Regions from separate parts of the Homo sapiens genome. Here region 1 is linked to region 2. The links are chromatin loops, found by intact Hi-C in ENCODE. Cell type or tissue: heart right ventricle. All regions are shown on one strand. Links, peaks and the distances in the headings refer to the core of each region. The heading gives the core; the rest is flanking DNA.

Region 1 (2,500 bases), core at 1-2,500, 360 kb before region 2:
ATCTAAGCAAGAGACTTAGACTAGAGGGCTAGAAGTGGAGATGATGTGAAGTGTCACACCATGAATACATTTTGAAAGATTTCCTGTTGGTTTTAAAATATAAGAGAGAAATAGGGATCAAGAATAATTCCAAGGCTTTTTGGATTCTAGTACTGACAGAAGGGCATTGACATTTTCTAACATGGAGAAGAGTGTGACAGAAGTAAGTTTGGACAAAGAGAATCAAGCCTTGGGTATCTGCAAAATGGGATTTTTAACTCAAGACCTTATAAAAATGACTTACTACAATTGGTTGACAATAATCTAATATCTGTAAAGACCATAATAGACAAAGGTATTTCCCAAAAGGTGATAGGTTTTTAGGTAGTACAGAGTACACATTTTTTAATTATTACATATTGATTTCATTGTGAATTAGAAATATACAATATATAGAGTAGGGCTAAAGCAATTTTTAATGAAGTCATTTAAAGAAAAACATTAGTTAAGTAATAGTACAAGTGGTAAATAGTTATGGGGAAAAATCATGTTAGTTGTACACTAATAGATAAATTTTGGGAAATACTGAAATACAATTTAATATCCAATTAATTCAAGTATCTGTAAAGATCAGTCTCTGCCACTGAATCCTTTCTGATCCACTACAAATTCTTATTCGTCTTCAGTTGACCAATCGCTGTCTATGACACCCCATCACCACCATTTTTTTTTCACATGAGGACTTCTCGGGGGCAGTGTGTCCTATACCAAAAGCCAAAAATAGCGTGTGTAGATTATTCTCACTCCATGTTTATATATGATTGCTCAAAGTTTGCTCTAATTGGAGTTCTTAGTGATTTGATTGATTTATAGACAAGAATTTGCTTTCCTCCAATAAATGCCGAACAAGGCCAGTTGCTGCCTTAACCCCTCTCTCCTTAGACAGCTCTAAAGGCTGCAGGCAGCTCTGTCTTCAAACTTTAGCAAGTGGTTCCATTTGGGTCTGCCCCTGTGCTGCCAGTGATTTTCAGTCTTTTAGTCTTTCAATCTTTCAGATGACTGTGGTTGGTAGGAAGAATCACCTCCTGCTTAGAGTGGAAACCAGAAAGAAAGTATCCCATGAACCAGAACACGGTCCTTGCTACCTACTGCCCCCATAATACATTTAAGCCCTTTTGCACTCAATCGCGAAAGACAACCCTATAAAGTAACTACTATTATTCTACTCATTTTACAAATAAAATAATATCTGAGGTTCAAATAGCTGAGTGTCCAAAGTCATTTGGCCAGCCTAAGTGACACAACTTATTCTCTGACCCCTTAGTTTTCCAACAGCTTCAGTGGAGACAATAAGCACTTTGCAGGGTTACTTTATCATAGTGGTCCCTCCTTCCCAACTTTCCTCACCCTGAATCCAGGAAAACTTGAGGAAAATTCAGAGATTACTATTTTAGCTAAGTATAGGGCTTTTCCCTTGCTGAATGAAGTGTGCAGACCTGTATTGACAGCGTGGCTACACGACAGGTTTGGAGGACAGAGAGAAGCCAGGGGAGAGAAAGAATATTTGAGTAAGAGTGAGGGAGGTCTAACTTCATTTTGTAGAACACATTTTGTAGAAAATTGGGTTCATTTCCTCCTTAAATACTTGGTAGAATTCACTAGTGAACCCGTCCAAGCTTCTAATTTTTTTTTCTCATTTCTAATTTTTGTGACATGTGAGCTATAGTCCCACTTCCTCAAGGCCACCCTGGTGCGGGCAACATTGTATTTCTTCACCTGGAGGCCAGCTACTCAGGTATACTCAGTCTGTGAAAATTAATATCTATGTGCTTTTCTGTATATATGTAATACTTCAGTAAAATTTATAAAAACAATTTTACTCTATAAAATTAAGAAGGAAAAGGATCTCTGATTTAAACTGGCTTAAAAAATAAGGAAAATTGTTAACTCAAGAAACAGAAATTCCAAGGAGAACAGCCCCAGAGTTGGTTATTTCAGCACCCAATGATATCATTAAGGATCCAGGTCCTTTCCATGTGTTAGCCTTTCTCCAGAGCTACAAAAGTTCTATGTATTACATCTAGACACAACATTGCCCAGAGGAAGTGGATTTTCATCAGTAGGTATCTTTTCAAGAGCAAGAAAAATTTTTAGAAGCAGGTCTGGTAACTGCTTATAAAATTGAATGTACATTTACCCTGTGCCCTTTCAATCCCTCACCTGGGTATTTACGCATGAAAAATGAAAATGTATATACATACACACACATATATGTGTGAGCACACTCATGCACAGATACACACAAAACATATACAAAAATCTAAGCTGCTTAATTCATAATATTCAAAACTTATAAACAGTCCAGATATCAATCTACTGAAGAGTAGATAAACAAACTGTGGTACATTCATGCAGTGGAATACTGGTCCCTAATAAAAAAAGAATGAATTACTAAAATACAGCATCAATGAATCTAAAAAATATTATGCAGCATGTAAAGAAATCTGCCCACCCTCCCCTC
Region 2 (5,848 bases), core at 2,048-4,547:
GGGCCTCTTTGCCATGTCTCTGAAAACATCTTGTATGAATACAGCCATTCCTAATGCTCCAGTATCAATGTCTCTATAATACATTAGTGTAAAGGTACCTCTTGGCACCAGCATAAGAGGAGATTGGAAGCCCTTTCTGAGCCCTGACATCATCCAACTTGGAGATGGGCATTTTTTACCCATGCATCTCCTTGCTTTGCCATTTGGCATCCAGTCATTCAAAAACATCCGGTGACCATCTACTCTTGGCATAATTCCAGATGTGATCCTTGTAGTCACGTTAGACCTTTTATTCACTTTTATCCCTCAACCTCTAGATCTGTTACACATTGTAGCAAACTCTTGTAAAATATCTAATGAAAGAAAGAAAAAAATTAAAGAATATTGAATAGCCAGGTAATATAATATAGAATCATGTATGTAGAAGTTTTATGATGTTAGGAAAAATTATTGGCCTTAAAAATTCGCCATTCATTTTTCAAACAGTACATAGTGTGCACAAGGTTCTTTGTCCTCAAACTTTTGGCAATACCAAAAGAGGCCTTTAATCTTAACAATAAGTGAGACTTGGTAGAAATCCCTTCGAGCAATCAGTGCTTGTCAAAGTTTTGTTCAACAATCATCTGTATGAGAAGCATCTAGGAAATTATTTAGCAATGAGGCTATTTGGGCTGAAATCCTTAAATAAAGAAATAATTGTTTTAACCAGGGGCAAGTTATGAATAAAGTTGAGCCATAAATCAAAAGGATGTTAACTGAAAAAGAAGTCTCAAAGCAGATGGTGAGAAAGTGAAGACAGAGAGCCTCTGCCCCAGTTCAGGAGGAATATTCCGGACCAAACACACAAAGGAAGCAGGTAAAGAGTGACTTCACCCGAGAGAAAATACAAACCTTTTCATTAGGGGAGACACCAAGCAAGAATGCCACAGTGTTAACAAGGGGTGGATGTTAACAGGTAAAATAACACTTTCCCCCAGATGAGCAGCCTGAGTTGATCTGCAGTTACAAAATTGCAGCCAGGTGTGGTTGCTCACGCCTGTAATCCCTGCACTTGGGAGGTCAAGGCAGGAGGATTGCTTGTGCCCAGGAATTTGAGGCCAGTCTGGGCAACATGGCAGAAACCCATCTCTACAAAAAGTACAAAAATTAGCCAGGTGTGGCATTTGCGCCTGTAGTCCCAGCTACTTGGGAGGCTGAGGTGGGAGGATTAATTGAGCCCGGGAGGTCAAGGCTGCAGTGAGCCATGATCGTGTCACTGTACTCCAGCCTGAGTGACAGAGCAAGACCCTGTCTCCAACAAACAAACAAAATAGACATCCAGCCAGGCACAGTGGCTCACACCTGTAATCCCAGCACTTTGGGCTGCCAAGTAGAGAGAATTGCGTCGTAGAGGGGAGGAATTGCTTGAGGCCAGGAGTTCGAGAACAGCCTGGGCAACATATGAAGGCCCCCGTCTCTACAAAAAATAAAAATAGCCAGACATGGTGGCATGCACCTGTCATCCTAGCTACTCAGGAAGTGGAGGTGGGAGGATCTCTTGAGCCCAGAAGTTGAAGGTTACAGTGAGCTATGATCACACCACTGCACTCCAGTGTGGGCTACAGAGTAAGACCCTGCCTCTAAAAAAAAATAAATAAAATAAAATAAAATGTAAATTAAAAGGAAAAAAGAGTAGACACCCTAAGCCCATGGGAAAAAATCTGGTATTGGAAACTGAGTGACAGACTCCTCACATTTAGGTAGAAAAATTGTTGAACTAAAATGTACAGCAGGTCCTTGAATAATGTCATCGTTCAATGTCATTTCATTATAAGGTTGATAAGAAAAATATCCATTTTCAGCAAGCGCCACTGTCTGAGTGGAGTTTGCACATTCTCCCCATGTCTATATCAGTTTCTTCCAGGTACTCCTGTTTCCTCCCATATCCCAAAGATGTGCCCATTAGGTTCATTGTTGTTTCCAAATGGTCCCAGTGTGAGTGTGGTTTTGTGTGAGCGCACCCTGTGATGGGCTGGTGTCCTGTCCAGGGATAGTTCCTCCTGCCTTGCACCCTGAGTGAGTTCTGGCCACCTGAGACCCTGAACTAGAATAATGGGGTAAATAATCATCTTAGTTGTTTTTATTTATCTTTCTTAAATATATGTATAGCTCACATTTATTTCAATGTTTAATATTAGAAGTGTTTTGGGGCTTAGGAACTTAACATTAGTTTATATCAATTAGCCTATGGTCAGATTGGTTTTGTTGTACATCATTTCACTTAAAGTTGCAGTTCCCAAGAACCTATTGAGGATGTTAAGTGAGGACTTGCTGTATTCATAATGCCAATTTTCTTTCACTTAGGTACAATTTGGTCAGGTATTAGGATTTGCCTCCCAGGCACTGTAAGTTAGATGAAGAAGGCTATTCTAACTGGAACATATATCTGTTACATAAGTGATATAAACAAAAATTGAATCGTTATTAAGCAAAATTCCATTTTTAAATAAAATGCTCTAATGATTAATCACGTTTATTTTCTTCAGTTATCTACATTGAAAGAGCATCACATTGGCTAGGTCTAAATAACTGTAAAGCAGCAGTTTGCAACCCTGGCTATATATTAGAGCCATGAGGGAAATATAAAAAGTACTCATGCCAGCTTAAGAAACTCTCATTTCATCAACAAAGGAAGGTCCAGGTTTGGGTATTTATTTTCTAGAGGGATATCACCATTCACTGGCTAAGTGAAACAGAATTGTTAGGTTTAAGAGGAAATTATCAGCAGCTGTGAGGTTGCCACTAAACTTAGAAACCTGTAAACCTTTAAAGTTCACAACCTTGGCTTCTTCTTTCAATCAATTGGGAGCTTGTAAAAATCCCAACATCCAGGCTGCACCTTAAACCAATTAAAACCTTTGGAGGAGGAATTTAGGCATTAGTCTTAAAATCTTTGTAGCTGAAATTGAGAAACACAGCTAATGGGTGGCTTTACTTTTAGAGATGTCCTACAAGAATTAGAAGAGCAGATGTTCAGATCTTTGGTTCTCATGAACACTGATCAACCAAAAGATTTCTTTAAATTTTTTGCTGAGCCTCATTGATTCAGTTCTGTTAGCTGCCATTCTTCAGCTAAAGTTTGTGAAAAGATCCTGGTTACTTAAGGGTACAGGTCATTTCAATAACTATAATTTGAGATAGTAACTATCTCTGGAGTCTCTGCTGCAAATTCATCAAGATTTGGTTGTGGCTAAGTTGTGAAGCACCATCATCTCAGCATTGACCCAAATTAGACCTTGGTAGGGAATTTTAAGACTATAATTTACTGCATCCTTGTGCAATTAAAGGATAGCACTCTCTATCTTATGAAATAGGCTGTAATGAATGGAAAGAGGTCTTATTTTAAACATATTGCTATATATATGACCTAATTAAATTTGCAAACAATTCGTTATTTTAAGGAACAACTAGCTATGTATAGCATTAAATCTATTATAGAGTCTCCATTTTTTAAAAGAAATATTTCTTTGTAAATAAGTGAAATTTTCTAATAGTACCAAGCAATTTGCCACAGGCATTGTTCTGAGTTGCTTTTGTTCTTTTCAAAGCAGTCAATACATTAAAAACCCTGAAAATCATTTTAAACCCAATTTATTCAAATTCACTAGCAGGCCATAAATACAGCTTTTTCTGTGAACAATAATGAAAACAAAAGAGCACCCCATTAAGTGAAGCTATCCAATGAAAACTTGGATTTCAAACTCAGAGAAAGGAAAACAGGGATAGAAATGCACTCCACTTTAATGTTTACCTTTAACATGGATGAGGAAACTGGGAAGTAAATCTAGATGACTCTGTGGCTTCCACATCCTGTGGGAGCCAACCCAGGTGCTTTAAGTCTCTCTTTCAACCTGCTGTCCTTTCAGGAGCTGGTATCCTCCCCTCTCAAATCTTACCTTTAAAGATAAATTGATTAAGTACTGTTTATTTGTTCCTTAATAGGAAGTTCATTTTTTTGAATGAAACTCCTTCCAAGGATTTACATGTTAAGACTTATCTTTACTATTCTTATAATAATTGTTGTTGTTGTTTAAAAGGAGCTGTGATATCCTGAAGGAAGTGAAGTAACTTTGTATCAGTGGATTTTTCTGGACAACTGTACTCCCAGAGTTGTCCAGAAAAAAAATATACACTTTATATACACTTATATCTTAAAGAGAAATAAAAAACTATTCTTAAAATGGCTTGAAAATACCAGTTGAGGGAAAAATGAATTTAGAGTATTTTTTAAAGGCCTAAATAAAAAGAGACTGCCCAGACTACCTGCTGGAATGAACGACTCAGAAATAAAAGATCTGGGGGCTTTTAGAGGCAGCAACTATTACGAATTCACAAGGGTAGTGAGAAATCTGTGGAGATGGTGGGACACAAATTAGACATTGATGGGATGGAAATTTTTCATTGTTAATTTTTCATTAACAATTCAAACTATCTGCATATTTGGTTTCACACAAACTGAAATTCTAGATGATTGACTTATTACACCTATGACAAATCGGATTTTAGGTTTTTGTTGTTTTTGCTTTAAGAAGATGCAGTCTTGGAAAAAATGGAGAAAATAGTTCCTCAGAGACAGAGACTTATTGAAGTCAGGAGATAGGAAGTTAATTTTGAGTAGTTTCAATCCATTTAGACAAGACAATCTACAATGGTTTGAATATTTGTCCCATCCAAAACTCATGTTGAAATTGAACCAACAATATGGCAGTATTGAGAAAGGGGCCTTTAAGAGGTGATGGGTTGTGAGGGGTCTACCATTAATGGATTAATGGCTTAATGGGTTTATGGACTATGGATGATCATGGAAGTGGGACTCGTGGCCTTATAAGAAGAGGAAGAGAGACCCAAGCTAGCACACTCAGCCCCCTTGCCATGTAATGCCCTTTGCCAAAGGGGGACTCTGCACAGAGTCCTCACCAGCAAGAAGGCCCTCACCAGTTGGTGTCCCTCAATCTTGGACTTCTCAGCCTCCGTAACTATAAGAAATAAATTCTTTTTCTTTATAAATTGCCCATTCTCAGCTATTCTGTTATAAGCTACAGAAAATGAACTAAAACACTATCCTTTTAACCTGAGCTTTAATAAATGTTAACTCTTGCTGCCCTTTTCCTAACTTTGTACATGAATAACTTCTTTGTAATACCCCATAGCTTCTCTCCAGACTTGGCTTCTTCCAAGACTGCTGACCCCAGGATTTAAAAGCCTATCTTCATCTGTAATCCCCACATTCTGGGAGGCCAAGGCAGTCCAATCACCTGAGGTCAGGGGTTCAAGACCAGCCTGGCCAACATGGTGAAACCCTGTCTCTTCTAAAAATACAAAAAGTTAGCCAGGCATCGTGGTGCATGCTTGTAATCTCAGCTACTTGGGAGGCTGAGGCACGAGAATCACTTGACCCTGGGAGGTGGAGGTTGCAGTGAGCTGAGATCACGCCACTGCATTTTCCAACCTAGGTGACAGAGTGAGACTCCGCCTCAAAAAAAAAAAAAAAAAAAAAAAAAGAGAAAAAAAAATAAAAGCCTATCTTATTCTCTTCTCCTTTCAGCATGGTCATTGCCTCTAATTCAGAGCCTCCTTTTTTACTCTTTGCAGTCTGGCAGCTGCCACTACCAACCTGATAACATTGCTCCCTGGAGGAGACGTTGAGGACCATTTCCCCAGAAATGTGAGCTAAAACCAAACTGCTAAAAGACATTTTTTGCTGGGTGTTGTGGCTCATTTCTGTAATCCCAGCACTTTGGGAAGCTGAGGCAGATGGATTGCTTGAGCCCAGGAGTTTGAAACCAGCCTGGGCAACATAGTAAGACCC

The links. A loop is a pair of places that touch in the nucleus more often than their neighbours do. Peaks named below come from ENCODE experiments on the same cell type or tissue, not always from the same donor. Only the 100,000 strongest peaks of a DNase experiment are listed, where the experiment ranks them.
Region 1: it touches region 2 in a loop (2.4-fold over the local background); 12 of 110 quality-filtered maps call a loop at or near these places.

What each region holds. Positions count from the first base shown.
Region 1 is chr10:50,283,593-50,286,092 of GRCh38, forward strand. No RefSeq gene overlaps it. Among named protein-coding and RNA genes, the nearest start is that of ASAH2, 33 kb to the left of the region's middle. In heart right ventricle, for the core only: no CTCF peak of the experiment used is centred there; no DNase peak of the experiment used is centred there.
Region 2 is chr10:50,641,609-50,647,456 of GRCh38, forward strand. No RefSeq gene overlaps it. Among named protein-coding and RNA genes, the nearest start is that of SGMS1-AS1, 20 kb to the left of the region's middle. In heart right ventricle, for the core only: no CTCF peak of the experiment used is centred there; no DNase peak of the experiment used is centred there.